2 separate regions of the Mus musculus genome follow, and region 2 is linked to region 1. A link is a loop called in an ENCODE intact Hi-C map of the cell type or tissue named here. Cell type or tissue: left cerebral cortex. All regions are shown on one strand. Each heading gives the region's core, and the rest is flanking DNA. Links, peaks and the distances in the headings are about the cores only.

The links. Peaks named below come from ENCODE experiments on the same cell type or tissue, not always from the same donor. Only the 100,000 strongest peaks of a DNase experiment are listed, where the experiment ranks them.
Region 2: it touches region 1 in a loop (2.6-fold over the local background); 5 of 42 quality-filtered maps call a loop at or near these places.

Annotation. Positions count from the first base shown.
Region 1 is chr19:53,521,030-53,537,117 of GRCm38, forward strand. Dusp5 (dual specificity phosphatase 5) reads left to right here and starts at 8,116. Exons shown (of 4, transcript NM_001085390.2): 1 at 8,116-8,667; 2 at 12,797-12,945. The coding sequence starts at 8,289. In left cerebral cortex, for the core only: a CTCF peak has its summit at 8,295 (motif pointing right); DNase peaks (open chromatin) are centred at 6,538, 8,021, 8,785, 9,238 and 4 more places; H3K4me3 peaks cover 4,229 bases; H3K27ac peaks cover 3,028 bases.
Region 2 is chr19:53,385,321-53,401,408 of GRCm38, forward strand. Smndc1 (survival motor neuron domain containing 1) reads right to left here and starts at 5,314. Exons shown (of 6, transcript NM_172429.3): 1 at 5,096-5,314; 2 at 3,983-4,102. The coding sequence starts at 4,102. In left cerebral cortex, for the core only: a CTCF peak has its summit at 9,464 (motif pointing right); DNase peaks (open chromatin) are centred at 5,397 and 9,437; H3K4me3 peaks cover 1,275 bases; H3K27ac peaks cover 1,020 bases.

The DNA of each region.
Region 1 (16,088 bases), core at 4,533-12,532:
TCGGTGAGCACACACTGCTCTTCCAAGGAGAATCAAACAAGTGAATTAGCTGATAGCCAAGGCAAATGAATCTTCCCAGGACTGGGGCTCACCTCGGGATTGCTCCGAGCTCTGCACCGTGGACACACCTTTTAATCCATTCCCCCCATCTGCCTGGCCCACCTAGGGATGTGAGAGAGCCACGATGTTGCCAAAGGTCTTCCAAGTCCAGGACACTGAGCTACACAGAATGAGGCTCCGACAAAGGCTGGAAGCCCTCAGAAAATACAAGCTTACTCTGCAGATAACTGGCACGAGGAAGAAAATAATAAACGGGACAAGATCCAGCCTCGTGGTAAACTTTTTTTTTGCCTTCAGTACACCCTCATCCCATTCCGAAGCCACAGTGGACAGTCATGGTTTTTACACCATTAAGCCCCTCCTGTACAAGACGCCTCCTCCCCTTCCACTGAGACCTGTGGCTGTGGGCTAGGGATTCTCCACCTTCCCAGTGTCCCAGGCTTTTGTTTTTTGTTGCTACCAACTTGCTCTCTGAGTGCCTTAGAGACAGCCTGACCTGACAGGCACCATGGGAGGGAGACTCAGGACGTCAGATAGGCTCTGAGTGTGGCAGGAGTGATAAGAGTCCATCGGGCTGGGGGAGGGGAGAACTAAGCTGTGGTTTCTTTCTTTTTTTTTTAAGATTTATTTATTTATTATATGTAAGTACACTGTAGCTGTCCTCAGACACTTCAGAAGAGAGAGTCAGATCTCGTTATGAGATGGTTGTGAGCCACCATGTGGTTGCTGGGATTTGAACTCCTGACCTTCGGAAGAGCAGTCGGGTACTCTTACCCACTGAGCCATCTCCCCAGCCCCCTAAGCTGTGGTTTCTTAGAGGTGCAACAGTGGTCAGAGCTGTGCAGGGCTGAAGGATGATTATTCAGGGACAGGAGGAGAAAAGAAGCTCAGATGGCAAATCGATTTGTTGTTTGCTTGAGACAGGGTCTCCCTTTGAAGTTCTGGCTGGCCTGGAATTCCCTGTGTAAGACCAGATTCCTCCCAAACTCACAGAGACTGCCTGCCTCTTCCCAAGTACTAGGATTAAAGGTGCACGCCACCATGCCCAGTGGAATTTGGATTTTTTTTTTTCTCTATCTGCAGGCCATCGAGGTTTTTGAGACAAAGCCGGTGGGCCCTCTGTTCAAATTCATTCTTAAAACTACAGCCACCGAGGATAAGAAACCCAAAAGGCTTGGAAATGGTCACACAGAATACTAGACTTGTGGGGTCGGGAAAGGGTAGCAGAGCTCTTTAATTCCGACTGTGAGCAGCATCGGCTATGTAATTGATGGGATCCGATTGTAAATTTAAAATGTAGGGTCTTAAGCCTTTCCAGATTAGTGCATAGGATTAAAATCCTGGAGCGTGCCTTTAAATACAGGGCTGTATGGAGCAACAAGCTATGCTGGTGCAGCCAGTCCTTGTGGCATGACAGAGGAGGGCAGGTCAGAAGACAGACCTACAAAGCAGCCGCAGGTCCTGGGAAGAAAAGAAATAATGTACCAAGAACTTAGTGCCTTGCTTCCTAGGCCACCCTCTGCTTACCAGACACCCCTCACAGGAGGGGGCCACGACAAGCTCTAACTTGTTAGTGTGTCTATGCCTCCCTCATTCCCGACCTTCCGTCCTTCCCTAACCCTGAAGCTGCAGGATCTGCAGTGGCACTACCATTCACTCGATTATTGATTAAAAACTTGGATGTCACCCTCCCATGAGGTCCTGCTCCCCTTGTGTCTCCATCACATCCCTGTGTGTCTCCATCACGTCCCTGTGTCTCCATCACATCCCTGTGTCTCCATCACATCCTTGTGTCTCCATCACATCCTTGTGTCTCCATCACATCCTTGTGTCTCCATCACATCCTTGTGTCTCCATCACATCCTTGTGTGTCTCCATCACATCCCTGTGTGTCTCCATCACACCCCTGTGTGTCTCCATCACATCCCTGTGTCTCCATCACATCCCTGTGTCTCCATCACATCCTTGTGTCTCCATCACATCCCTGTGTCTCCATCACATCTCTGTGTCTCCATCACATCCCTGTGTGTCTCCATCACACCCCTGTGTGTCTCCATCACATCCTTGTGTCTCCATCACATCTCTGTGTCTCCATCACATCCCTGTGTGTCTCCATCACATCTCTGTGTCTCCATCACATCCCTGTGTCTCCATCACATCCCTGTGTCTCCATCACATCCCTGTGTCTCCATCACATCCCTGTGTGTCTCCATCACATCCCTGTGTGTCTCCATCACATCCCTCGTGTGTCTCCATCACATCCCTGTGTCTCCATCACATCCCTGTGTCTCCATCACATCCCTGTGTCTCCATCACATCCCTGTGTCTCCATCACATCCCTGTGTCTCCATCACATCCCTGTGTCTCCATCACATCCCTGTGTCTCCATCACATCCCTGTGTCTCCATCACATCCCTGTGTGTCTCCATCACATCCCTGTGTGTCTCCATCACATCCCTGTGTTTCCATCACATTCCTGTGTCTCCATCACATCCCTCGTGTGTCTCCATCACATCCGTGTGTCTCCATCACATCCCTCGTGTGTCTCCATCACATCCGTGTGTCTCCATCACATCCCTGTGTCTCCATCACATCCCTGTGTCTCCATCACATCCCTCGTGTCTCCATCACATCCCTGTGTCTCCATCACATCCCTGTGTCTCCATCACATCCCTGTGTTTCCATCACATCCTTGTGTGTCTCCATCACATCCCTGTGTCTCCATCACATCCTTGTGTGTCTCCATCACATCCCTGTGTGTCTCCATCACACCCCTGTGTGTCTCCATCACATCCCTGTGTCTCCATCACATCCTTGTGTGTCTCCATCACATCCCTGTGTTTCCATCACATCCTTGTGTGTCTCCATCACATCCCTGTGTCTCCATCACATCCCTGTGTCTCCATCACATCCCTGTGTGTCTCCATCACATCCCTGTGTGTCTCCATCACATCCCTGTGTGTCTCCATCACATCCCTGTGTTTCCATCACATCCTTGTGTGTCTCCATCACATCCCTGTGTCTCCATCACATCCTTGTGTGTCTCCATCACATCCCTGTGTGTCTCCATCACATCCCTCGTGTGTCTCCATCACATCCGTGTGTCTCCATCACATCCCTGTGTCTCCATCACATCCTTGTGTGTCTCCATCACATCCCTGTGTTTCCATCACATCCTTGTGTGTCTCCATCACATCCCTGTGTCTCCATCACATCCCTGTGTCTCCATCACATCCCTGTGTGTCTCCATCACATCCCTGTGTGTCTCCATCACATCCCTGTGTGTCTCCATCACATCCCTGTGTTTCCATCACATCCTTGTGTGTCTCCATCACATCCCTGTGTCTCCATCACATCCTTGTGTGTCTCCATCACATCCCTGTGTGTCTCCATCACATCCCTCGTGTGTCTCCATCACATCCGTGTGTCTCCATCACATCCCTGTGTCTCCATCACATCCTTGTGTGTCTCCATCACATCCCTGTGTTTCCATCACATCCTTGTGTGTCTCCATCACATCCCTGTGTCTCCATCACATCCCTGTGTGTCTCCATCACATCCCTGTGTGTCTCCATCACACCCCTGTGTGTCTCCATCACATCCCTGTGTCTCCATCACATCCTTGTGTGTCTCCATCACATCCCTGTGTTTCCATCACATCCTTGTGTGTCTCCATCACATCCCTGTGTCTCCATCACATCCCTGTGTCTCCATCACATCCCTGTGTGTCTCCATCACATCCCTGTGTGTCTCCATCACATCCCTGTGTGTCTCCATCACATCCCTGTGTGTCTCCATCACATCCCTGTGTTTCCATCACATCCTTGTGTGTCTCCATCACATCCCTGTGTCTCCATCACATCCTTGTGTCTCCATCACATCCCTGTGTGTCTCCATCACATCCCTCGTGTGTCTCCATCACATCCGTGTGTCTCCATCACATCCCTGTGTCTCCATCACATCCCTGTGTCTCCATCACATCCCTCGTGTCTCCATCACATCCCTGTGTGTCTCCATCACACCCCTGTGTGTCTCCATCACATCCCTGTGTCTCCATCACATCCTTGTGTGTCTCCATCACATCCCTGTGTTTCCATCACATCCTTGTGTGTCTCCATCACATCCCTGTGTCTCCATCACATCCCTGTGTCTCCATCACATCCCTGTGTGTCTCCATCACATCCCTGTGTGTCTCCATCACATCCCTGTGTGTCTCCATCACATCCCTGTGTGTCTCCATCACATCCCTGTGTTTCCATCACATCCTTGTGTGTCTCCATCACATCCCTGTGTCTCCATCACATCCTTGTGTCTCCATCACATCCCTGTGTGTCTCCATCACATCCCTCGTGTGTCTCCATCACATCCGTGTGTCTCCATCACATCCCTGTGTCTCCATCACATCCCTGTGTCTCCATCACATCCCTCGTGTCTCCATCACATCCCTGTGTGTCTCCATCACACCCCTGTGTGTCTCCATCACATCCCTGTGTCTCCATCACATCCTTGTGTGTCTCCATCACATCCCTGTGTGTCTCCATCACATCCCTGTGTCTCCATCACATCCTTGTGTGTCTCCATCACATCCCTGTGTGTCTCCATCACATCCCTGTGTTTCCATCACATCCCTGTGTCTCCATCACATCCCTGTGTCTCCATCACATCCCTGTGTGTCTCCATCACATCCCTGTGTGTCTCCATCACATCCCTGTGTCTCCATCACATCCCTGTGTGTCTCCATCACATCCTTGTGTGTCTCCATCACATCCCTGTGTCTCCATCACATCCTTGTGTCTCCATCACATCTCTGTGTCTCCATCACATCCCTGTGTGTCTCCATCACATCCCTGTGTCTCCATCACGTCCCTGTGTCTCCATCACATCCCTGTGTGTCTCCATCACATCCCTGTGTGTCTCCATCACATCCCTGTGTGTCTCCATCACGTCCCTGTGTCTCCATCACATCCCTGTGTGTCTCCATCACATCCCTGTGTGTCTCCATCACATCCCTGTGTCTCCATCACATCCCTGTGTGTCTCCATCACATCCCTGTGTCTCCATCACATCCCTGTGTCTCCATCACATCCGTGTGTCTCCATCACATCCGTGTGTCTCCATCACATCCCTGTGTCTCCATCACATCCCTGTGTCTCCATCACATCCCTGTGTCTCCATCACATCCCTGTGTCTCCATCACATCCCTGTGTCTCCATCACATCCCTGTGTCTCCATCACATCCCTGTGTCTCCATCACATCCCTGTGTCTCCATCACATCCCTGTGTCTCCATCACATCCCTGTGTCTCCATCACATCCCTGTGTCTCCATCACATCCCTGTGTCTCCATCACATCCCTGTGTCTCCATCACATCCCTTTGTCTCCATCACATCCATGTGTCTCCATCACATCCCTGTGTCTCCATCACATCCCTGTGTCTCCATCACATCCCTGTGTCTCCATCACATCCCCTTGGACCTTTTCTTTCTAAATCTTCTCCCATTCACGTGACTTCTTTCCAGCTGTAACCACTGCCTGCCAAGTTCAAGCAAGTCTTTACCGGCTCAGGCCTGGATTATCCATGAAAACTTGCTGTCCCTGTCCCTGACCTCAGTCTGGATCCCACTCCCACTCTCAGATAAAGCCTCCATCCTCCACAGAGCCACTTCCCTGATGACCTCAAATGGTAATTCAACCAGGTCACTAGGACCCAGTGCATAAGGTCCAAATGTCTCAAATTCTCTTTAGTTTTTAAGAATGGGACACATTTTCATTGGCTCCAGTGGGAAAAGACAAATGGGTTGGGCAGTGTGTAGCCTGAGACATCAGGCCTCGTGGGACAAGGTGACAGGATATTTTCTTTGTTGTAGCTTCCAGGTATGTAATTCATGCCTCTTGAAGGAGGGCAATCCAGATTGGCTGGTGTGCAATTCTAGGACCTTAGTGTGAGCCACCGTGAGCTGAACTTTCAGGGGAGCAATCTCTGCTGTGTAGATTGGGGCAGTCTGGTCCTAGGTGAGGGTCTCAGGGTTACTAGGCTGTGCCTCTATGGTACCATTCCAACCTGGCCTAACCTGCATCATGATTTCAGGGCAGCCTGCAGCTCTCTAGGAAGAAGGTGCCACCCAGAATGTTTCATGGGCTGTGGGGATGGTGGGTGAAGCCTCAGACGCTGAGTTTGATCTGTAGGTCCCTCATGGTGGAAGGAAAGAAAGGGTCCCTTGTAAACTGACCTCTGACCCCCCCCCCCCCACACACACACACATGCAAACTGACAAAGTAAATAAACAGAAGCACAATGAAGTGAAGACAAAACCATGGGTTTGCAGAAGTGTTAATTTCTCTCTTCTGAGGGGGAGTCTTTCAAACACCTCCAGGCATAACAGGCTGGGTTGTTTCCTTCACAGCAAGTGGTTTCTACTCATTCTTGGAAGTTTGTCTCAGCTCTCATCGGCTGAGAAACTTTCTCCACTTCCACCACAGCCCACACACCATGGGTGTGCAGACACAGACACTTACAGAGGCCCGAGATGGGACCAGGCCTCCTCCCTGGGCTGGGGCTGATGGATTGGAGTCCTGCTTCCAGCCGTGTTACCAAGCGTCTAACACAAGACTGGCTGGTGCCGGTGCTGGGTATTCTTCGTGAGGCTTGAGATGAAAGACGTGGGTGGAGCCTGCTAGCTACAGCTTTGGTGTTTTTTTGTTTGTTTGTTTGTTTTGTGTGGGGGGTGGGGTGGGTGCGGGCGTCTATATTGCTTAGATTGGCCTCGGGTTTTTGATATTTTTTTCTCAGTCTCAAAGATGCTAAAATTACAGGCCAGCCACTGAATACTCAGGACAGAGTATACAGTGATTGAATCGATTGCTTGAATGAAGATATGACCCAGAAGCAATGCCAGCCATTATTGTTGCTGGGCTGATTGATTGGATAGCAGAATGTGATTTCTGCTTTCTCCTTAAAAAAAAAAATCTCATCCACTTATGGGGGCTGTAAATGGATGCAAGGGTTTGGTTTGTTTTGTTTTCCATGAAAAGATAACAGTGAAATAGTTGGCAAAGGATTTGTAGGCAGAACGCATTTGCATCCCACGTGCCCTGACAGCTAGCAGAGCCCTCAGTAAATACTTGCAGAGGGGACAAATCACACTTAATTTTCCGGGAATGGGGGCAGGCAGCATGAAGCTCCCGAGAGAATAGCGGGGGCAGACAGCCTGGGATTACATTTTATCCACCATAATCCCACAAATCCAGAAGCCACCCGGACAACAGTTTAACTGGACTGAGCCTTACAGCTCCCCACAAGCTGCCCAGAACCACAGAGCTCCCGAGTCGGTGTATTGTTCGGGGGTGGGGGTGGGGCTTTTTGTTTTGTTTTGTTCTTTGAGGCAGGGTCTCACTATGAAGCTCGGGTGGTACATTGGAGAGAGCAATCTTTGGAGAGAGCCAAAAGGGGACTGTCAATCATCCGAAGTAGAATCCACTTGACGTCTCCGGCTCACCCATTCACAACTCCTCCTTTTTACTCTCAGGAACTTTTATTACGGAAAATTAAAAGGTAACAAAAGTGGGGGTAACGTGTTAGAAAGAAGCCCCCAGTATCAAGATGACCAAGCCACGCCGCATCTCGGCTCATCTCAGAGGCTAAATCTCCTTGCAAACGCAGACACAACCGGGAGCGACCGGAATCCGGGATTCACCGGGAGGCCCCAGGGGCTCCGTAGCGCGGCCACGGTCACCTCCTCTTCCCGCACGGCGTGGGTCACCTCGGCCTGGTGGCGTTCCTGACACTCCACCGGTAGTCCGGGGTGATGCGTGAGTGAGTCTCTCGGCGCCGGGCCCCCCGAGAGAGGGAGCGATCGCCCGCCACTTCCTCTTTCTCGCTCTAAGACGCCCTCTCTCCAGCCTGCTCCTTGGGTGGAGGCGGGTGCCCGCAAGCTCCACCCATGGGCGTGGTCAGCCAGGGGGCGGGGAAATACCCATATTTGGCCTTATATGGGCACTCACGTCACAGGACGCGCACTCATTCACATAAAACGCTGCGCTGCCGGCGGAATCCCCAGCTTTCTGGGGCAGCGAGCGGCGGGGCCGGGAGCCCAGCGAGCGGGGCGTGGAGAGCGTCGCGCGGCCCCTCGCGCCGGGCTCCGTTTGCAGGCCACAGCCCCCGCGAGGTGGCCCGCCCGTCCTCTGGCAGCTGTGGGGCGCGCAGCGTCGGGCCGCTGGGTGGCAGCGGCATGAAGGTCACGTCGCTCGACGGGCGCCAGCTGCGCAAGATGCTCCGCAAGGAGGCGGAGGCGCGCTGCGTGGTGCTCGACTGCCGGCCCTACCTGGCCTTCGCCGCGTCGAGCGTGCGCGGCTCGCTCAACGTCAACCTCAACTCGGTGGTGCTGCGGCGGGCCCGGGGCGGCGCGGTGTCGGCGCGCTACGTGCTGCCCGACGAGGCGGCCCGCGCTCGGCTGCTGCAGGAGGGCGGCGGCGGTGTGGCGGCGGTGGTCGTGCTGGACCAGGGTAGCCGCCACTGGCAGAAGCTGCGGGAGGAGAGCGCCGCGCGCGTCGTGCTCACCTCGCTGCTGGCCTGCCTGCCCGCCGGCCCGCGGGTCTACTTCCTTAAAGGTGAGTTCGTCCGGGAGCAGACTGCCCTTTGCCACCCTCCCTTGCTCCCCTGCACCCTGTGTTACCAGGCCCCAGGGTTACCTCCCTGCATGGGAACTCTGGACCGGAGAAAGTCACCACTTGCGGGAGTATGCACCCCGGGGTTTGACGTGCGCTTGGGAGGTCCTTGCAACACGTCAGCGCCCAGGGCTTCCTTCTCCCCACCCGCCTTTCCTCGAAAGCGTCTGGCATCCTGTCTGTCCTCTGGGTTGGGTGGGCTGGGAAGGTGCTGCGGGCGGTGCTCCCTAATAGTTCCGGGGGCCCAGAGCTCATGCTGGTCATTGGCGCCGTTGGCAGGCCACGGGGGTCGGAACCTTTCTGTACAGATCAGCGCGATCAAACAAGTTGAGACCCTCCCCCAGGAGAGTGGCGCCGCGGTGTCCCCTTTCTTCCCGCCTAGACAATTAGAGCACGTTAGGCTGTGTCTTGGTGGGCCTCTTGCCTTTTTGACCCTGGCAAGTCCCTCCCCTTCCTCTCCCTTTATTGCTTTTTATTGTTATCCTCCAGCCTCCTCCTCCTCCTCTCCCCAAATAGGCCGTTCTCAAGCTTAATTTGGGAACTGACAGCTTTCCCACCCCTTTCATCCTGTCATCCCCAGCAGGGGATTATCCTCAGAGACTACCAACCGGCCAACCTAGTTAAGAGAGGTGCTGCAGAGGCTGCAAAGATTCAGAGGAGATTCTGAGGCCTTTGATTTTAGGCCTCCGAGAGCTGCCTGCAGGCCCGACTTATTTCACCTGCTGTCGAGATAACTTTGGCTTCCGGTTGTGGGTGTGTGATTACTCTCAAACCCCACATCATTGATTTCTGGGTCATTTCCTGTGACTGCTCCTGCCTTCTAACCTCAAAAGTATGGGAACACTGGCCTGGGTGCAGGGGAGAGAGCTCTCAGATAGGGCCCCAAAACTCTGATGACTTGTCCAGGAACTCTGTTACGGTTCAGAATTCAGGTGCAGTGAGCTGAAGACCCAGTGTCAAAGCCATGCAAGTTGGAATTTCACACACTGTAGGCCAGGAAGATCCCAAGGCAAGTGGGTAGCTTCCCAGCTAATTAACACCTCTTGCTAACTGTTCCTTGTTGATCCCATTGGGAGATAACAGGTGGATGTTGCTGCAGCCCAGCTGCAGAATCTGCAAGGGTGGGTGGCCTTTTCTAAGCTCTGCAGCGGTCTCTCTCTCACTGTTAAAAAAATGAGGTAACATGTGTCCAGGTGACAATCTGAATAGCCCCAAGGGTGTTTAAGGAGATGTGTGTCTTCAGCCCACCCTAAAACCTAGTTCCTCCCCAGAAGCAACACCAATGAATTCTTCTTGGATAGTGTCTCCCATGGATGGCTTTTAAAAACAGATTGAGCCCATGTCATACCAGATCCTGCCTCTTTTCTTGGAGATCTTGGAGACATCCGTGTTGCTGCATGGTAGTGCCTTCGTCATAACCACTAGGCTGCTTCCAGTCTGGCTGTGTGAAAAGCCGTTACGGAGAGGGTAGATGTCCTTGCCGGTTGCTCTGGCATTGTGGGGTCTTGTCCTTCATTCAGACCGTGAAAGCTTAAGCGTGAAAGAGATATGCCTATGGTATTTGATAGATATTGCTGCCCTTATGACACCACTGAAGTTCAAACTGTGACAAAGAGTCCCTTTCTCTTAAATAGAGCACCCCAGATGTGCATTCGGCTCTGATTTAGTGGCGCTGGGTGTTGGTGCCAGGCCCCTTATACTTCCTACAGTTCCGTCTCCCACTGAAAGGAGATGCTGAAGACCAGTTAGGTGGCTGGGGCTTGCTTCTATAGAGTGCCTGTGCGCTGGCTCTCTGTTCCTTTGGCAACACAGTGATGATTGAAAGTAGACTCACTCTGGAGAAGGTTGAAGCGGCCTGAGGAATTGCTAGCACTCTTGCAATCCGAGTGAGGCACAAGTGAGCCAGCAGAGAGGAATGCTCTGTCTCCACACCTCCGATGGGAGTGGGCGGAAGGCAGAGACCTAATCTCCTGACCCCAGCCTGAAGAGGCAAGCCCTGTGTGCTCTGCCCGTTTCGTGTTAGGTTGTAAGCAACACCTCTTTCTGCCCCTCCTGCCCGCCATCTCTAAATGGTCTGTTTAAAGCCCAGAGACGAGGCAGCCCTATAAGGCCTCTCTTCCTTTAGTTTGGTAGTGCTTGGGCTAGTTTTTCTCCAAATGCCTACAAACCTCTTATTTTGTTTCCTGGAACCCAAACTGTTGAACACAGGTCTAACCCTATGATTTATTGACTAGGAAATAGTCCATTCCCCCCAAGGATATGTGGATTAGCATCAGTCTGTAAGGGGCTGCATTTGGCCTCACCTCTACTCCCAGACCCCTTCTAGCCAGGCTCCCTGTCTTCATGGCAGAGAACATGACCGTGTGTGGAAGACCAGAAATTTCTCCAGGGAGCCAGGGAGCTGTCTGTCTGGTGACCACAGAGGCCATTGGGGAGTACTAAGTGGGGACAGGGGCGGCAGAAGCTGAAAAGAAGCCAGAATGACAAGGTGACTCATCCCAGGAATTGGCTGCAGCTCCGGGGAGGGAGCTGGAGGCTGCCATGTAATCCCGTAACCGTTTGCTGACTGCAGGAGTAAGCCCTCCACTGTTGGGCAGTCAGTACCAAAAGATGGAAACGAGAAATGAAGGTTTTAGAAAGGACTTTGTCTCAGGATGTGTGCTTAACTAGTAACATGACAGCAAGTGAGTCCTTGGGGCCAGTGAAAGACAAGTAGGTTTTCTGGGGCCTCTCTGAAGTACCTCAGGTTGCTCTCTATAAGAACAGAAGGTTCCTAAGCAAGGATGTCCAGTCCACCTCTAAGGCCTTGGCTTTCTAAGGCCTCTGGGGCAGAGTTGTTGTCTTTTCCCTGCTGGTCCTGGGACTCTGATGTGGATACATTTCTGTTACCTAGTCATTTTCTTTTTCTTTTTCTTGAGGCAATCTTCAACTCCTCTTCTTCCTCCTCCTCTTCCACCTCTGCAGCAACCTCCAGCTGCTAAAATGATAGGCATATGCTCCCATCCCCTTAACCCTTAAGTGAGCCGTCCATTGGGGGAGTTGAAATACAATACCGGCATCCTTGCATGTCCAGAAGTCTGCATTTCCCATTTGGTTTCGAATGTACTAACTTGATTTATGACCACATCGGAACTGTAGAAGAATATGTCAGTGACTTTAGGACCTTTCCAGTGAGAGAGGGCAAGCGCTGTCACGAGTGGGAGAGGATACAGCTGCAGTTTTGCTTAGAGCAAACAGGCTAGGGGAAAAGCCAGTTATGGAGTCTTAGAAATCAAAGAAAATTTGCATAATCACACTTTTGTTTACATAAACAAGAGAGGAAAAAAACAGCTTTTGTTTTTTGAAAGGATATGGTTAATATTTACCAGATGCCAGATAAGCCACTTCTGATAGACACAAAACATTAATCATTGCCTCTCTTTGAGAGACCTTTAAAAACTGATTGATTGATTGATTGATTGATGATTGATTGATTGATTGATGATTGATTGATTGATTGAGGGGTATGTGCACCATGAATGCACAGGAACCCCAGAAAAGGTCAGAATAGGTGTTGAACACACGCACACCCCAGCCTGAATTCCACGTGTGAGATGCCTTCTAGGTGCTTTGAACGGAACCTGGGTTCTGTGCAAGAGATGTAAGTGTCCTCAACGGCTGAGCCATCTCTCTAGCCCCTAATGACAGACTTTTAGAACTGTGTGTTGGGGTAGGGGGTATGTGAGTAAAGTATATTTTTTAATTCTGAAAGTAGTGGTTTTGTTCAGTTTTCTTAAAATTACACTTATTTATTGACTGTGCGTGTGTCACAGATAATCTGCAGGATTGGTCTCTCTGGTCTCTCCCTCCCTCATGTGGTTCTCGGGAGGAGTCAGGTCGTCAGGCCTTGGGCCTTTGCCCTCTGAGCCATCTCACCTGCCCTGGTATTATTATTATTAAGTCATATTATTACTTTAGGGCGTTTGTCACTGTTTTTTATCTCATGCAGCGGGGTGGGGGAATATTTCCTGACAGTCTGAGAATCTAGTGCTTTTGCCTGGCTCACACTTTGTTTATCCCTTTATTTCTGAAGGGGGGTATGAGACCTTCTACTCACAGTATCCTGAGTGCTGTGTGGATGTGAAGCCCACCTCACAAGAGAAGATCGAAGGCGAGAGAAGCCTCCTCAGCCAGTGTGGAAAGCCCGTTCTCAGCGTCGCCTACAGACCAGCCTATGACCAGGTATGTGCTTGCCAGCTGCTGCCTCTGTCCCTCCCGCAGCATCCCCACTCAGGCTGGCTCTGTGCGATAAGGGGGCTAACACTGCTCTTCAGAGTGCTGCTGTCGCTTGCCAACAGGGGTGCTCATCCAAGAGTAAGTGGGCATTCTTCCTGCACATACACAGCTAACTAAAGTCCCTGGGCCCCAGGATGCTGGGTAGCTTCTGGAGAAAAGAGGAAGTAAGAGATAGCATTATTATTATTATTCGCTGGCTTGGGAGGTTCGGGGAAACTGGGAAATATCGGTTTGGGTTTCCCTGAAGACATTCAGAGCTGACTTTCAGGTTTCCTGTGGTTGTTTTGTTTTATTTTTGTTTTAAGATGAGTTTTATTTTATGCACATGAGTATTTGCCTGCATGTATATATGTGCATCACGTGCCTGCCTGCGGAAGTCAGAAACGAGAGTTACAGGGGGTTGTGATTTGCTGTGTGATACCGGGAATCCAACCTAGGCCCAGGTCCTCTGGAAGAACAAGTGCCCCTAGCTGCCATCCCTCCAGCCCCATTCTCAATGGTTTTTTTTTTTAGGGGTGGGGGGGTGGAGGTGGAGATAGGCTTGCTACATAGCCCAGGCTACCCTTGACTTAAAAGATTCTCCTTCCAAAGTCTAGGGTTCTAGGCTTGTGCCACCATACCTGGCTGCCTCCTGCAGCTTTCCAGTACTTTCCGTAGATTCTGGTACCAGAGGAAGCGGAGATACTAAGAGGCCTGGATGTTTCTGTAAGCATACGAGGTCTTTTGGTTTTTCCTCTAAAAAACCAAAAGTTGTACTTTGTACAACTCACTGACCGTTAGGAACTTAGATGCCTGTAAAATGAGGGGAGGGGAGGGGAAGACAGGTGAACATCCAGGCCTGATAGAAACCAGAGCTTGGGCAGCCCTCCAACCCCCTGCCATCTCACTGAGGGCAAAGTATTAATTAGGGGATGACTGTCAGTATAAGGCCAGTGTGCAAAGACTCCAGCTGCTGGTTCAAGGCCACCCTGGGCTCATGGCTGTTCTTCAACTCTCTCTTCTTATTCCATTCCCGTTGGCTTAGACATCTGACTTGGTAGGAGGTTGACAGGCTTTCCCCAAAAACAAAGAACATACACAGTAAAGCCTGACAAAGAGCCTTCTAGACATGGCTGAAAACAGCAGCTCCCTGCCATGGGCAGAACCCAGCCCCTGGGGACAGAGTTCTAAATAAAAACAGGTGGCCTTGTTTCTGGTGGGATCCTCGGTCATTGGAAGCCTCTTAGCCTGGCCAGCTGCCAGAGTCATGGGGTTCTATTTGTTTTCTTTTATGAAAGATCAGCTTGCGGGATGAGCCTGAAGCCACAGCATTCGTCCCGGCTGGATGCCTGCGTGTGTTTGTTTTGTTGTTGTTGTTGTTGTTTTAATTTGGGTTGTGTTTGACCCCTTTCTCAGAAACTGACAGAGGAGTAGGCCTAGCAGCAGGTTGTGAAAACTCTGTAGACCTTTAACCCACTGAGGGTGGGGTGCTCTGATAATGTCTTCAGCCCTCACCACGGGAACCCCAGTACATCAAGAGAGGCCAGACGAAGCTGTCACATCCTCTGGGTTTTCTGACAGTCTTTGGTGTCTTCCTCTTGAGTTGAACAGAAGACTCAGAAAAGGAAAGACCTAGAACTTCAGGACTGTGATGGGCCAAGCTGCAGGGGAAGTTGGAAGGCAGCCCAGGCTGGTGCATCAGCCTTTTCCGGGAGCTCAAAGGAGTGTCCAGCCTGCTTCTTTGGTAGCTGTTGGTGCCACGGGGCATGGGGGGTGGGTGTCGGGTGGGGCTATAGCCGATGAAAGGCTTGGACTTGAGTCTCTGAGCTCTTTCCCAATAAGAACCATTTTTTTCCAGTTTCTAAGCAGTAGGGAACTTGGGCTAGGCTAGGCTAGGCTAGGCTGGACCAGGCGGGCCCAGGGGATAGCCTGCCCTCCGGCCAAGACCAGACCTGTGGGGATTCCTAGACTTCAGTATCCGCCCGGTGTCCTCCTTCCCCAGGAGAGACGCTGTGTTCTATTTATCCATTCTTCACCTGAATGAACAGAACAGCTGCACAATACACAAGTTAATAGTGCAGCCAGGATCTCAGTTGTGTCTTAGCAGTTATCCTAAGAGGACAGACATTGTTCGCAGTTTAGGGGCTATCAAAGCTGCCCACGCTCCTATTGGCTGAGAAGCTAGGACTTCACCCAGAGCTTCTCTCTCAGACGTTGGTTCCTAACCTTTGCCCCACACTGCCTCTGGAAGGCCTGCCCTGTGTGATTTGAAAGGGGAAGGGTGCACGTGAACTTACATCTAGAGAAAGGCAAGAAAAAAAAAAAGGAAAATATTTTCTTCCTGTTCTTACTGACAGACTGGATAGCTAAGCCTGGTACACACCCATGATACCAGCTGCAAGTTCAAAGACAGCCTGGCTCCACACAGAGGACATGTCTCAGGGAGGGGGAGAGCAGAAGTATGTGCGTTGTGTGTCTGTGTGTGTGTGTCCGTGCAAGTTCTTATTAACCTTACACACAGTCTCTGTTACTTTTGTCTGTGTGGTTCAAGTTGCTTTTGCGTGAACACTTCCAGTGCTGGTTAGGTGGCCTGCTGCCGCCCTCCCTCGCTTCATCCCTGACCTTTTCCTTACTACCAGTCTGGCTGAGAATTTCCATTGCACTCTTTTTGGGGGACAGGAAATGGGGGGTTCCAACAAGTCAGTGGCCTCCTCTTGGCACCTTAGAGCCCTTAGATATGCAGATTCCGTCTCATTAGCCAGGGCTCCTGTTAGTCTCAGGTCTCAGGTAGATGGTCTTGGGCCCTCTGTCTGGAGCTTCAGGCATCTGGGTGAGGGTGATGACCTCAGCCCTCTAACTCCTACACTCCATGTGAAGGTCGGGGGTGGGGAAGCCCCTCTGCCTGTGGTCTAACCGCTTTTCTGAGACTGAATTCTGGGTAGGTAGTGGTTATTTTCAGTTCTAAGAATCATACTTTTGTGGGGGAGAGTACACAAGTTAGAACGCTGTAAAAGAGGATACTCTGTCCAAGCCTTGTCTGTTTGATGAGTGGATTACTTAAGAAGCTGCCGTGGAGGTTCAGTGGTTTGAGCTGGTTCTCTCTCTCAGGG
Region 2 (16,088 bases), core at 5,191-13,190, 140 kb before region 1:
TGTAAACAGTTATTTAACTACTTATCTGCTATTTTCTTACTCTAATGAAGATGTACATTGTCCATTATCTAATTTTCAAAGAACTTGCCTACTGGTTTCCCACAATGTTGCATTTAAAACATCTTATTCTATGCTTGGGGACAAATATAGCAAAATTAAATTCTTAGTTTCTTCTGGCACACACTGGGGTTTTCTAATGGTTGTTTTGGTTCAGTAGCCAAGAAAAGTTAAATATTACCTCTCCTAAAGATTCTAAATCTTCCTGGCTACTTTTGAAAAACTAGTATTTGTACCTTAAAAATAAATAAATAAATAAATAAATAAATACCTGAAGAAGGGTCAGCTTTGTGAATCAAACAGAAAACAAACTAGACTTGAGTTGAAAATTTAATTTAAAAAAAATCTCTAAGTTTAGCCAAGTAGACACCATTTCCCCCTTTTCTAAGTCATAGGAGCTATGCATAGCTTTCTATCATCAGTTCTGCAACACTGAAGACTGAACCGGGGTCTGTGCAAACCAGCAATGCCCGATACTGTCACACCTACAGCCCTCAAATATCAAATTAGACAATTCTATGTAAATAAAGCAGGAGAGTTTCCTACAATATAATATTTTAACCAATTTTGTTCTGTTAACTACCTTCAGAGCAAGGAATACAAGCTGATGGGCCTCGATCAGGAGCCCAGTCTTTTTCACTAAATATCTGCATCTCCTCCCAGGGACCACATATTTAACACAAATATGCAGTCTGATTTACCTTTTCCTATATGACAGAATATTTCCCCACCACATTCATAACAAAACACATTCAAAGAAAAGAGTCCTGAAAAGCTGTGCATAATTTTTCAAAGCCCTGTGCCAGGGTGGCCCTTCTTGTAAACAACAAGATCCAGAGAATTTTCTCCTGATGTCCTATAACTAACTGTCATCTTACATGTCCCTCCCAGTAATTTATGAAGAACCTTCTTAATTTTTATCTTCACATGTGTATATGGAGCAAAGTATTTAGAAGAACTACTTTACGTATGAGGGGGTTCTTGAAGGTACATACCATTAATTACTTTTCCTCCCCCAAGTTCTGAAACTGCTCCTTCATTGACAGATGGGCAGCAGTTACAGTAATCGGCAATTCCAGGAAGCATCAGATGTTGTGATCTACATATCAGCAGGTCAAAGGGGGTGCACTCAAGCACTCTGCTTACTGAAGGAAGGCGTTTCGGGGATGCAGAGAGCCACTGTAATATATGAGACAAGTGACTTGACCCCTGCCTCCTTTAGAACCAGTTTATTCAGCAATACAGCCCAATAAATTGACTATTTTTGTGATTACTATAGACTGCCCAGGGAACTAATGAGCTAGGTAGCCTGATTTTACTATACCTACTTTCCTTCCTAAGTCAAAAAGAAAAAGGAAAAAAAAAAAACAAGCAGTTAGGACTTTAAAAGATTAATTTGTTGCCTAATTTATTATTCTGTATGAAAGACAGAAACATTGAAACCTTACTGGGAAAATAAACATAAGGTATAGAAGCCATTATGATGATACCCCCTTTAAAAAAAATGCAGAATCCACAAGCTGAATAATCAATCTAATCAGACAGGATTTAAATACTAGTGGCATTTTTATATATGTACACCTCCATCTCCCCTACAGGGGCGAGCAGGTGGGTGGGAGGTGAGACCCACACTGATACAGAAGTCACTGTTCTAAATGCAAACACCTAGGGTCAGGAGCACACATTCAACACCTTCTGTAGTTTTACCTCATCATAAGAAGTGATTTCCATCTCCCAATAGTTTTAAGTTCAAGCCATACCTTGTAATCAAAACCAAACTTCTCATAAAAGAGTAAGAGTAAACCATAAGGAAGACTGGCCAATTAAAGTACTCTATCCTGCCACTACTTAAGGTGCTGTGAGTACTGAAGCCTGTATCTGCACTGTCCAATATGTAATCAACTCTAGTTACTTAAAACAAAAAACTTAAACATCAGCTGCTCAGGTACCCTGACACTGGTAATTTTAATTACCTAGTGTCTGCTTACTGTGGCTAGCGCCTGTGGCGTGAAGAGCAAACCCAGATGGTGTTCACCGTGGCAGAAGCAAGCTCTACCACACACTGCTGTTCTAACTGGCTATACAAGAGACTTTGTAAACAATGACTTCAAAGTCATTACTGGTCTGCTTTTTTTATTGAAACCAGGTCTCAGTGTCCCCTTGGCTGGCCTGGAAGTCTAAGTAGCCCAGGTTGGCCTCAAACACATAGAGATTTGCCTACTACCTCCACCTGATTTGCGTTTTTGTGTTTTGTTGACTTTATTTTTCAGTGCTGGGAATTGAATTATAGGGCCTTGTGTATGCTAAGTAGTTTTACCTCCGGCCTCCAGATCATTATTAACTGAGGCCCAGGTAAGCCTTTTAGGTAAAAACTGTCTACCATAAGGGTTTCTCCCTATCATACTTTCAATTATAGATTACATATCAAGATAGCTAACTCCATACTCCACAGATAATTTACGCTGGAAATGTTTAGAAAGACCTGATAGTAATATTGTTTGAAACTAGGCTCCCAACTCCCCCTCTACCATTTCTACAGAGACCTCTCATCCCACTCCCAGGAAGCACAGACAGCTTTTTTTTCTTCTTCAAAGAAAACAAACTTGAAGTCGGCAGAGGTAGATGAGGTTAGTGTGTTTCTGTCACTTCACCTTCATGTCCACTCATGGTCCAGGTGAACAAATCAAATGAGCAGGCAGGAAACAAACACTGGGTTATTGCTTATGGTTTACAGAAGATCTGGGTGTGGGAGAAAGTTTCCTAACCCTCTCTAATGAATGGCACATGCACTCCATAGGCTGAAGAACAGTATTAGTCAAAGTAAAATTATCCTTCATTATTTTGTTTTTAACATATACTTTATTGTAAGTCTAGAACCCAAGTTTGAAAATGTCCAACTCATTTTAAATTACAGGTAAGATCTTTCAGAATCCCAAAAGCATTAAGCCCAAAAATAAAAGTTGGAAATGCTTGTGTTTGTGTGTCCGTGTCCTTTTTGAAACAAGGTCTTACTCTATAGCCCTGGATGGCCTGGCACTCAAGAGCTCTGCCTAGCTCTGCGTCCTGAGGGCTGGGATTAGAGGCGTGCATATACAGCAGGCAACATCTAATGTATTAATGGTCATCAGGAAGATAAAGAGAATGACTGTTTAGATGGGATATAGAATAAGCAAGAAATCATCAAAACACCCTGAAAACTGCTGAAGTATGGGTTCAGAACTTGAAGGACATTCTTAGGAACAAAGTTTCCATGTAAGATATTTACAAGTTATCCATGGTACTTTTCTTAACCTGGTGTTCTGAGAAGCAACAGGTATGTAAATTTGTCCTGAAACCCCAGTTCATGTCCTTAGATGTTTTGTTCTTCCTAAACTTGGCATGAAAAAGCTAATCTCTTTTGCACTATTTCAACTTCACTCAACAACTACAAAGCCCAGCCTTAAAGTCAAATACCTATAACATCCATACAGAATGTTATTCCCTAACACATTCTCACGATGTGGTTTTAATAAAAGTATAGACCCCATTAGCTTTGAAAAATAAGGCTGAATTTAATCTTCAGATAATTTTGTGTCATAAGAAGGATCTTAGTCAGATTGTATATTCCTCCCTTAATAGTGTTACCTTTTGAACTAAGTTTCCTTGTCAAGTCTTTTAAAACAAAAGCTTATTCCGTTGCAACGCCTCTTCTCATGAAATCCTGTAAGTACACACAGGATTTACAAAACCGAGTGTTTTGTTCCTTCTGATGTACACCAAGAGGAGCTAATGTGAGAAGCCTCAGTACCTGTGTACAAACAAGCATATACACGTGGGAGCGCCTTCCTCAGATGCTTTGCGTGCCTACGAGTCTTGAATGCATACTTTGAAAAAGACAAATCCTCTTCTCAAACAACCTCAACTCCAAGTGTCCACCTGTACTTACTTGCAAATCCTTCTTCAGTTTCAATAGATCTTCATTTTCTCCATTTCCAGAAAGGGCAGCTTCTACTTGCTGGAGTTGAGCTTTGTAGCTAGCCAACTGTTTTGCTAGATCCTCTGACATCTGAGGAAAATAAAGGCCCATAAGGCAAGTCAAATATCAAATTACAAAAAAACAACAACAAAAAAAAAACTTCCTCTGACCTGTCTAATTTAAATCACTCTTGCTACAAAATTCAAGTTCCGTTCATCACCATTTTAACTTTATTCATATTTAACTAATCCACAAACTTCAAGGCAATTAAATTCTAAAGACTGCAGATACGGCTGGTCAATTCTACACAGAAAGAGTTCCCCCGGAAAAATCATGCTATTAAAAAAGAAAAAAAAAAAAAAACCCTGCTTCTTCTTTAAGTATCATATATCATAGGAAGACAGTGTATGTCAATAAAGACTGCGACATACTTTTCAAAAGCTGAGAAAGTCAAAAATCAAGAGAAATTAAAATTCGCACGGACGGGTTCTTCCCCCCAGTCAGAGGAAGCGGTTTTCGGTTAACTACACCTTCGGCGTTTCCTCGCCTTTCTCTCCGGTGGAGGGAACCGCTCGGAGCGCTCACTCTTCCTTCACACGGAGGTCATCCTAGAAACCCGCCTCTCGCCCAACGCAGCTCGGCGTCGCCAGGGGTCCAGAAGCCCCTCTGGGCGGCCGCGGGGCAAACATACGGGTCCTCGGGGGACACCTCCGGGACATTCCGGCCCACCGGAAGCCTGGAACCCCGGCCGAGTCTTCCCGTCCGCGCGCGGGCTTCCCCGAGCCCGCTGGAGCCCCGGTCCACCATCTCCCACCAGGGAACGCAGACCTCCGCGTCCATGGAAACCGCCGAGCCCCGCACCCTCACAGAGGCTTCCCCCAGACGGCCACGTTCGCCGCCTCGTCCCGGAAGCCCCCACGCAGGCCGGGGCCGTCCACTGGGGGGTGCGAGAGCCGCTGCCTCCCCACACTGCCCTGGCCGGGCCCAGCTCTGACGCCGGCGCCCTCGCTTCCGGCCTCCGCCTCCACCTCCACTCCAGCCCGAGGCCCGAGGAGGCCTGACTCTCCCTCAGGGGCTCGTTACCTTGGGTGGGGCTGGGGTCGGGACGGCGGGCAGGGGTCGGGGAGGCGAGGCGAGGCGAGCGGCGTCAGGGGCGGCTGCAGCCGGGAAAGATTTTCCGCCGCGACGAGCCTCGGTCGGAAAAGGAGAAAGTCCGCCAGCGAGGGGGAGGGGAGAGAAGCCGGCCTCGGGCAGGAGGAGAGAGAGACAAGGCGAGCGAGATCTCGCGAGACCTACGGACTCTCGTGGAAAAGATGGCGCCCGGGTCACATGACCCTCGCCGCCCTCTCAGCAGCCTGCGATTGCAGCCTCGGAAGGCGGAGCGGGTGTGGTCTGATGGGCAGGAAGTGACGTGTCTGGGCCGCGCCGGGGGCAGAGGGCATGTTCGTTTTACGTCAGTTCCGCCTCGTGCTGGGAGCGGCAGCGAGTGGTTCTCTGTGGTGGGTGTTGTCCTCCGGTTCCCTGCGGCGTAAACTCGCGAGCCTTTCTGCCCAGCCCTGATGAGATTTAGTACCGGGAACGGGCTGGGAGTGATGGCGGGTGCCTTGTGTCCCACAGGGAGGCAGATGGCGGCGGCGGATCTGAGTCTGAGCCCGCATAGCGAGTTCCAGGCCAGCCAAGGCTACAGAGCGAGACCTTGAAGTCAAGAGAAGGGAAGTTTTTTGTTGTTTAGAAAATAAATATAGCCAATAAAGATAGAGTGATAGAAGTGGAACGGTGACCATTTGAGGTGCTTAGGCATCACCCATGGTAGGTAAAAGCCATGTGATGTAAGAAAATAGAGAAAGGTAGGATGTTTAGAGTCAAAGCTGGCAATCGCTCACCCAGCGATCAACTTCAGCATCACTAGTTGTGAGACAACCTTACTTTATGCATGTTTATGACCGAGTGACAGTCAACATGAAGTGACTGTCACCTCTGAGGAAGTATAATCAAAGCCCTTTTGAGTTTAAAGGAAATAATAAGCATAACGTGTTGAATGTCCGTGAGGAAAGAAACACCCATCCAGAATGTGCGATTTTTTTTTGACTTAAATAATTCAAGAGTAATGTAATTTTAATGAGAAATACCTCCCTTCGTCTTGGCCATTTGGAGTAGTTTAGAGGTGTTCCCTGCCTTGTGCAGATTGGAGAGGTTAAAGACACACACACCACTTAAATTTGAGCTCTCGGCGCTGTATGTGCAGTTTGATGCCGGCTCACAACAAAATACTTCAGCCATCATGTCCTTGGCCTGCTGCTGCCCCTGCCCGGCCATTATAGACTCACTCCGGAGCCATAAGCTAAAATAAAATCGTTAAGCTGCCTTGGTCATGGTGTTTTATCACAGCAACAAAGAAGGAAGCAATGCTATTAAAAGGAGTAAGGACTGTTTTGGATTAGAAGATTAAAAAGATGGGTATGGTGGTGCCTGTGTGTAGTCTCTGTTGTGCCAGGAAATGTTCATGAGCCCCCCCCCAAAAAAAAAACCACCAGGGAGCTGATTCTGATGCAATTGAACTAGGTTCTTTTGTTCAAGCTCGAGCTTGGGCCTCACCACCCTCTCTGATGCAAGAGAACTGGGGGCCGGGGGTGCAAACGCAGGGTTGTAGATTTGTTAGGAAATAACCTGGAAACTGGTGTTGGATGTAGGTTTTGTTGTGAGGTAACCTGGAAACTGGTGTTAGGCACAGGACTTGTTGGGGGGAGGGGGGGGCGTAGCCTGGAAACTGGTGCTAGATACTGGCCTGTTAGTTTACTTGAGTTTAACCTTAGGTCAGGTTCTCTAAGATGGAGTCCGAACCCTGAAGGTTTGGTCTCAAGTACACCAGAGGCAGAGGGAGGAAAATCAACTGAAATTTAAAAAGTGCCTGGACTAGTGTACTCCAGGCCTTCCAGGTCTAATAGCAAGTGCCTATCTCAAGATCCAAACAAGCAAAAGGAGAAATGATAATGAAGTATGTAAATGTTGATTGGATCTTTGTATTAGTCAGACTTCTCTAGAGTCACAGAACTCTATGAAATAAGGAAATTTGTTATGACAACTTACAGTCTGGAGTCCAGCTCCCCAACAATGGTCAGCTGTAAATGGAAGTCCAAGGATCTAGTAGTTGCTCAGACCCACAAGGCTAGTAGATTCCAATAGATGTGCTGGCAAGTAAATGCAAGCAGATATTGAATTTAATGGAGAACGTGTAACAGTTCATGGTACAAATCTCTTAATTCCCTGTAATTTCATTTTGATAATTTTCAAAATGAAAATATGGAGAAATTACTTATAGCCTTGCAAAATAGATTTCGAATGGTTTCATGCCTGTGTGCATGTGTATGCACATGTATGTGTGTGCATGTGTCCCAAAAGACCACCAAGGAGCCGACTCCAATGCAGTTGCACTAGGGTCTCTCATTCAAGCTCCAGTTCTGGCTCACTCACTGCAGACCCTGTCACAGTAGGACCAGAGGGTGAAGCAGCCTTAAGCCCTCAGTGGGACAAGGTTTTATAGGAAATGTCGAGCAAGTGAGAGGGGTTACAGCCTGCCAAGCATCTCACTGAATAACTATTGTAAGCTGACAGGTGGGTGCTCTGAAGCAAAACCATGAACAATCACAGAGGGTCTGAAAGTACATCGCAAACAATCAGACTAATCTTGACTGGCTGTTGCTAGGAAGTAGCTAGGGAGTAACTCTGGGGTACGGGCCAAGGACAAGCCGTGGGGTCCTTCCTGGTACTTGGGTGTGGCTTAGGTTCAGCTGTAAGTCAAGCACTCAGGCTCTTTCTGCTTTAAGATGGAGTAGGTTTGCCCCTCCCATGTGTCCCTGTGCACACGTGTTGGCAACGATGGGAGGAGACTGGAGGAAAATGCTGGGCGATTGCTTAGTAAGTACAGACAGAAGGTGAGAGTACAAATACATATGTGGTCCTCAGAAACAGAGGACAGCAGAAGGGTGGGCCAGACCGCAGGGAAGATGTGGGGAAGGCAGTGGGCACTCGGAGCCCTTTGAAGGCTAGGTAGAAAAGTGTGAGTACTTAGTAGAAGGAATTATTTAGGATGGTTTCAGATTTTTTTTTTAGCCTTTATTTTATATGTACAAGTGTTCTGCCTGCAAGTGTCTGCACCACATAAATGCAGTGCTCATGGATGCCGAAAGGGCATAGGACCTTCTGGGACTGGAATTACAGATGGTTGTAGGCCATCTTGTGAGTGCTGGGAATCAAAGCCTGGTACTGCAGGAGAGCAATCGGTACTCCTAACCACCTCCTTAAAATGGTCTTTAAAAGTGGAGTTACTAGTGCTGGAGAAATGGCTTAGTCTGCAGTTAAGAGCACTGGCTGGTATTCCAGAGGACCCAGGTTCAATTCCCAGCAACCACATGGCAGCTCACACCTGTAACTCCAATTTCAGGGGACCTCATACTCTCACACTGACATACATGCAAATAAAACACTAGTGCACATAAAGCCAAATAAAAGAAAAGGAAGTGGATTTACTGTGCTCCTTTGCAGCACAGCTCCTGAGGGAATCCTCTTACCTGGAATGAACTACAATCCAGAAATGGAGGGCACACTTATGATCCAGGTCTTAAGGCTGAAGGATACAGGCTTTTGACCCAGATCTTGAGGAACAGTGACCATGAAAAGCTTAGGCCCAGGCAGGGTGGTACACACCTTTAATCCCAGGAGACAAAGGCAAGCAGCAGAACTAAGCAGCTTCAGCCATGCAGCCCTGTCTTTTGAGTCAAGGGGCTAAGGTCATAAAATGCTGATTCATGGGCCAATCAAAAGGGAACCTGGAGTAAATGATTGGATTGAGATGCAATTCTTAAGAAAGTAGCTTATGTAAAATAAGAGACTGGGCTTTAGTGTGCAAGAGAGAGCTATCTCCAAAGAGAATCAGCTTGCATCCATGGCACACTCCAAGTCATTTCTTCCACAGCTCCCAAACATCCCTTCCTCAGGACCCTCTCTCCCAAGCTGAGGCTGGTCCTCAGTATCTCTGGTCAGGGGGTGGGGGTCACTACCAGAGGGACTGTATTAAAGGGTCACAGCATTAGGAAGGCTGAGATCCACTGTACTAAGCAGTCTCTCGAGATAATAGCAAGACCTTAGCAACGCCTATATTTTCAAAAATCAAAATGAGCTTTACAGTTTCACACATTCAAGACCAGTAGCTCTTTTTTTTTTTTTTTTGGTTTTTCGAGACAGGGTTTCTCTGTGTAGCTTGGCTGTCCTGGAACTCACTCTGTAGACCAGGCTGGCCTCGAACTCAGAAATCCGCCTATCTCTGACTCCCAAGTGCTGGGATTAAAGGCGTGTGCCACCACGCCCGGCTTGACCAGTAGCTCTTAACTTGATGTGGCCATATTTAGACATTTTACTGAAAACAATTACTAGATGCATTAATATTCAAAACTTCCACTAGGTGGCAGTCAGGATCCAGGCTTCATCTGATGCCTGATTTTTTTTTTTTTTTTTTTTTTTTCTTTTTTTAAATGATGGCAAAAGTGTAGAAACTTTGCCAAAGGGAAGTTTGGGGGAAGTTGGAGGAAGGAAAAAATAAATGCGCATACTAACCATGGCTAGTACTAATAAAAAGTGAGTAACCAAATAAATGCAGGATTACACACGTCTACAGTCAGCCCTGACTGCAGTTTATTACAGATTACAGATTGTTGTTGTGATCTTTCAATGTGCTTGATGAATTCTTTCATTAAACCATTGTGGTGGTGTGAGTATGCCTGGCCCAGAGAATGGCACTATTAGAAGGTGTGGCCCTGTTGGAGTAGGTGTGTCACTGTGGGTGTGGGCTTTAAAACCCTCATCCTAGCTGCCTGGAAGGGAGTCCCCTCATAGCAGCCTTCAGATGAAGATATAGAACTCTCAGCTCCGCCTGCACCATGCCTGCCTGGACCCTGCCATGTTCCCACCTTGATGATAATGGACTGAATCTCTGAACCTGTAAGCCGACCCAAACTAAATGTAGTTTCTTTGGTCGTGGTATCTATTCACAGCAGTAAAACCCTAACTAAGACAACCATTAAACCTTCAGACCACCATATATGGTTCACAACTTTGGCTTGTTAAAATATACACAGGACACGTGGCTTACTTTGAGACCCTAATACATTTATTTAATAGATACTTTCATAGTACCAGTCTCATCTTCTGTAACCACTGCTCCTGAGAGGTTCTCTGTGGTCCTGATGGGGTTTTTCACTCAGAGTTCTGTTTCAGGTCATTGGAGAGTGAGCCCTGGAGGGTGAGGGGTGACAGTTGCTCTGGGAGCGCTAAGCAATTCCATAGAAGGACCTCTAGCTCTGGGGTAGCCCTCATCCACTCCTAATCCATCAGCCAGATCAGCCAGTTAATGGACTGCTCCTGTGAAGAGCCAGTGCTCCTGCTGCTAGGAAACTCAAGCCATTTACTCTGAAGACAAATGTGGGCAGTAGACCATAGTCGCCACAGGAAGCAAGACAGCCTCTGATGTAAGTTTTGTCACAGAGGAAACACGTTAGAACCGGTGAAAGCTTGACGTGATGGTTTGAATGCTCTGCCCAGGCAGTGGCACCATTAGAAGGTGTGGCCTTGTTGGAGTAGGTGTATCACTGTGGGTGCAGGCTTTAAGACCCTCATCCTAGCTGCCTGGAAGTCAGTATTCTACTAGCAGCCTTCAGATGAAGATGTAGAACTCTCGGCTACTCCTGAACCATGCCTACCTGGATGCTGCCATGCTCCCACCTTGATGATACTGGACTGAACCTGTAAGTCAGGCCCAATTAAATGTTGTCTTTATAAGAAGAGCTCTTGGTCATGCTGTCTGTTTACAGCAGTAAAGCCCTAAGACACTTGGGCTGGAGGGATGGCCCAGCAGTCAAGTGTCATATCTCTCTTGGAGAGGACCTGAGTTCAGTTCCCTTGTACCCATGTTGGGCAGCTCACAAGCATCTATAATTCCCTGATGTTCTCTTATGGCCTACTCAAGCACCTGCACCTGAGGGCACATGCCCCCACTCATATGAGTAAAGAAACATCTTTAAAAAAAAAAAAGAAGTTGTGAGAGACACCCCCCTTCCATCATGTTTTCCTGGGGTTAAAGTTAAAAAAGAATGCAACCGAGCCAGGAAGCTGTGTGTGTTGTGAGTGCCTGGTGGTCTTTAGGTTGGTTCATAGGAAGCCATGTTCATTTGCCATCTTTCCTCGTGACTTATAAAATAACCAGGGTCAAGTCACTTTCCTTCTGTGTGTCACACATGGTAGAAGAATATGAAAATGTCACATTCCCCTGTACTCTCATCTAATAAGTTGATGTAAATCAACTAACTGCCCTTAGCAGTCTATAAGCAACAGATGCAACAGCTATGGATGGACTTTTGTTGTTTCTGATGTTAGTGATGATCTATTTTTTTCTTTTGTGTATTGTTCTTGGATAGCTCTATTGTTATTTTAAATATTACTATCATGTAATAAATTCTATTTGAAGACATTATAGGCTACAAAATGTAGTAATTTTCTTAAATTAATAAACCCTGATGGTGGGTTTACTACCTGCCTCAATGGTTTATGTTCCCAAATGAAAGGCACACACACACACACACACACACACACGCAGCCTTTTTTTTTTGGTTTTTTTTGAGACAGGGTTTCTCCGTATAGCCCTGGCTGTCCTGGAACTCACTTTGTAGACCAGGCTGGCCTCAAACTCAGAAATCCGCCTGCCTCTGCCTCCCAAGTGCTGGGATTAAAGGCGTGCGTTACCACACCCAGCCTTTATATTTTAATATACTTTAAACAACACAGTAGCTGGGCTACAGCCTAACCTCCACTACCTCCCACTGATAATTCCGAGCTCCTTCACATGGGGGTTACGCCTCTCTGTTCTCCACTCTTCTCAGGCATGGTACACTCCCAGCATAGCTGATCTCCCTTCTCCTTCCTCCTCCTTCCCCCAGGCCCCATGCTGGGGAAGCCTAAAATCCCCTGTCTGTCCTCTGTTGGCTGGTGGCATGTTTATCAGAACCAACTGTAGGCAGGTTTCCAGAAGCTACATGCAAACATCTTAGGGGGGAACATAATTGGCATTAGAATACAAGCAGCTACAATAAAGCATTACAAATAATATATAATATTTTAACACAGTTTTATTATATAGACCAAGCTAGTCTTGAATATTTGGTCCTCGTCTCCCAAGTGCTAGGATTATAGGCATGGGCTACCACATATGACCACCCGGATCTCTATTTTATTATCAAAGACACACACGTCGCCATTCTCAGCTACTAGAGCACAGCACACAGATGGAGTCTTTAATCCTAGCATAGAGTCCTCCTCTCCCTAGTAGAGCACGTCAGCAGAGAGAAGGTAGCTTCAACGAGCCTGTATTTCCTCAGTCATGTTTCCTCGCTACCACCCCTAAGATTGTGATTCTTAAGTTTATAGAAAGCTTTTTTGTCTTCCCTAATGGATCCAGTCCATAGACAATTACTCATCCCTACACCCATCTCTTTCCTCGGAGTTTCTAGAACAGCACAACATGGCTTTTGTTATTCCTCTGCTAGTAAGTTCCAGTAAGGCAGAATTTCACACATGAAATCCTATCTCATCCCTCCCTCCCCCACCTCTCACTGACCCCATCTGCTCCCAGGTGTAGGCATCTGATGTGAAAGGGGAACTCTGGCTGTGGCTGACACATTTGTTCTTCCTTTTGCTTTACACAAAGAAGGGTGGCCACTGTACAGAGAGTTTCGGTAGCTGTTCTTCCCCTCTGGCACGAATCTAAAGTTGAGCAGATTCATCCTAGAAAATCCGGAAAAGATATGATTCTGTTTTGAATGCCCCCACCAAAACTTACGTTGAAGTTTAATTTCCATTGGAAGTTGTAAAGAATTGGACAAGATCAACCTTAGTAGGTGGTGATTAGGCCTTGAGGTTTCTACCTTCATGAACTAATGAAGTTATAAATTATCGCTCCACTTGGTCTGTAGAAGCCAGTTTGACCCTCTCTGCTGGACGGGCCCTTCTCATTACATGATGTCCTGTTTCACGTCAGGATTCTGCAAAGTCCCATCAACAAGAAGACCAGCACCTGACTCAGGCCCTTGAAATTGAACTTCCGTACCCTCCAGAATCACAAACTTAATGAACTGTCAACCTTTGTAAACTACCCAGACTATATTAATGAGTTAAGTAGCAGCAAAAAACCAGACTGAGATAATGACTACATTGAACTCTCATTAACATGTACAACTGGAGATGTCAATAAAAAGTTCTTAAAGAGGGTGGGTACAATGGTTCAGTACATACATGTGCCTAACATGTTTAAGAAGAAAAGAGCCCAGCAGTGGTGCCACCTGCCTTTAATCCCAGCACTTGGGAGGCAGAGACAGAGACAGGCAGATCTCTGTGAGTTTGAGGGTAGCCTGGTCTACAAAACGAATTCTAGGACAGCCAGGGCTACACAAAGAAGCCCTGTCTCAAGGAAAAGAAGAAGAAGGAGGAGGAGGAGGAGGAGGAGGAGGAGGAGGAGGAGGAGGAGGAAGAAGAAGAAGAAGAAGAAGAAGAAGAAGAAGAAGAAGAAGAAGAAGAAGAGAAGAAGAAAAAGAAGAAGAAGAAGAAGAAGAAGAAGAAGAAGAAGAAGAAGAAGAAGAAGAAGAAGAAAAGAAGAAGAAGAAGAAGAAGAAGAAGAAGAAGAAATATTTCACTGAAATTCTCATTGTTATTTACCTAAAACAAGTGAGTTCTAAATAAGGCCATTTCCCTAGATTGTAGAAAAAGACACCTTCCAGCAGATACTCCCCTGCCAGAGGCATGCCGTATGTATTACGTTGGAAACCCTGTCTCTTCTCCAGGGCTTGTGACTTGGAGGACAGTAGGTTCCTGTTGATCCAGAGCTGGTCTAAAGGACATAGACAGTATCAGCCATATGTAGCAGCCCTGACCGTGCATGAAACAGAAGGCTGAGCCTTCTTCTTCATTGCCGCTCAGAGTCAAAGACTGAGCTCTTCCTGTGAGATTACCACTTCCACTCTTGCCTCTCCTTAGTCTATTCTCTCGGCTTCAGCCAGCCTTTCCTTCAGCCTCTGACCCTGTGTCTCTGTTGACTGCTTGTGTCATATCCTGCTGTGGTCTGGTTTCTTCTGCAACATCACCAAAATAAATATCATACCCAAAGTCACCAACCAAATCACTAACTCTCCAGGGCCACTATAGTTTCTTCCTCAGCCCGTCTTCTGAATATTTTACATCTTCCCTATGGATTGTGGTGTCTGTGACATTAATTTTCCCTAGACCTTTGGTTGTGTGGCTTCTGTCCATATTATAAGATCTTGTTCCTTCCCCAACAGGATCTCTCTCTCTCTGTCTCCATCTCTATCTCTGTCTCTGTCTCTCTCTCTCTGTGTCTCTCTGTCTCTGTCTCTGTCTCTCTCTTCAACTCCATTCCCCTTCGTCTTAGACAAGATCTCACTATGTATCCATAGCCTGGAACTTGCTATCTAGACCAGGGTGGCCTAGCCTTGGTGATGCTGACAATAAGGGTGTGCACCACTACGTCCAGCTCTTCTCCCTCTTCATTCAAGTAACTTCGATGATCATTTAATTTAAAAGATATTTATTGCACACCTGCTCCAAGCTCTGTTCTCTTCTCAGGACTGGGGTACAGCACTGAAAAGGCCACATCTCAGAGAGCTTACGCTTTGGGGGGGGGGGGGGAGAAATGGAAGCAGACCTGTAATTGATCGCAAATCAATGTGATAGAGAAAGGCGAGGGTAAACAGGGAGGTTGTGGAGAAGGAGACAATGGATTATATTCATTTTATAGCAAACAGTCATGGAAGAAATCATCTAAAAAAAACAACTGAGGGTGAAACCTGGGTAAGAATTATGGGCCATGTGAAGGGCCAACTGTGCAGAAGGGCCAGCCAGGAGCAGAGCTGGGAGGTACAACTGCTGGTTTCTGATATGCCACGTTAGAAAGGCCTGTGTGCAAATGGAAATGTCAAGACACATGAAGAAGATGATTGACAGGCATACATAGGTAGATATAGTTATAGACAGTCAGACAGACAAACAGACAGACACCTGAAGAAGAGCAGGTTTGCTGGAAGCGGGGAGTAGGGGAGAGACAATCCGAGGATCAGCCCAATCCTGGCTTATTAAGCATATGGAGACCCCTAGAGGCCAATTAGAAATATGAAGTATGTACTTGAATTTATTCAACAAATATTTATTGGGAACCCGGAGTCACATGTTTGTTAACAGCAGAGTGACCCATATTGGTTTAACTCGTCACCGATGACACTGATGAACTCTGGGAGAAAACAATCCAAAGAAACCCAAGAATAAGCCGACAAGACACAGTGAGTTGACGCTTGAGGTGAAAGGTCGAATCAGGTCTGGAGCAAAAATAGCTGCTGAGGTCTGGGCAGGCAGACAGGTAGACAGGCAAGCAGATGAATAGCCACATCAGCAGCAGGAGACGGAGCTGAGCCAAAGCTTCGGAAACAGATGGGGAGTCATTGGTCCTTGAGGCACACACCAGGTATATTATAGGTTGGTGTGGAATCGGCCACTGCAGGGTTAAGCGTCTCTCTGTCACTTGGCGGGGGCCCAGGTGAGAGAGTTACATCCTTTCCTCAGTCTGTTGTGTCCGTTAAGTTTCCTAATATGATTTTAGATGCTCACGGTGTGCTTATGAGTCAGTTCATCTGGTGACTTCCTTTCTCTTCCCAGGAACGAGCTTTCCAGAATCCAGTAGAGTGTAACAGAAAAACTGTAGTCTATATGTTAGTCATTGCGAAGATTGTAGCGATCACAATCCCAAATCACTGGACAGTCACAGACAGAAAACTGCACCACAGACATGGCCGAGAGAAAGGGAAACCAATGGAGACTGACTTTAGATGACACACAAGTTGAAGTCAGAATGGTCTTAAAATGACTACAGCAACTCTACTCAAGAGCACAAACAAATTATATTCGTGACTGAACAAGGGGAGCGTAGCAGATGCTCAGAAACTTTTTTTATTAAGTCGCAGGGTGAGAC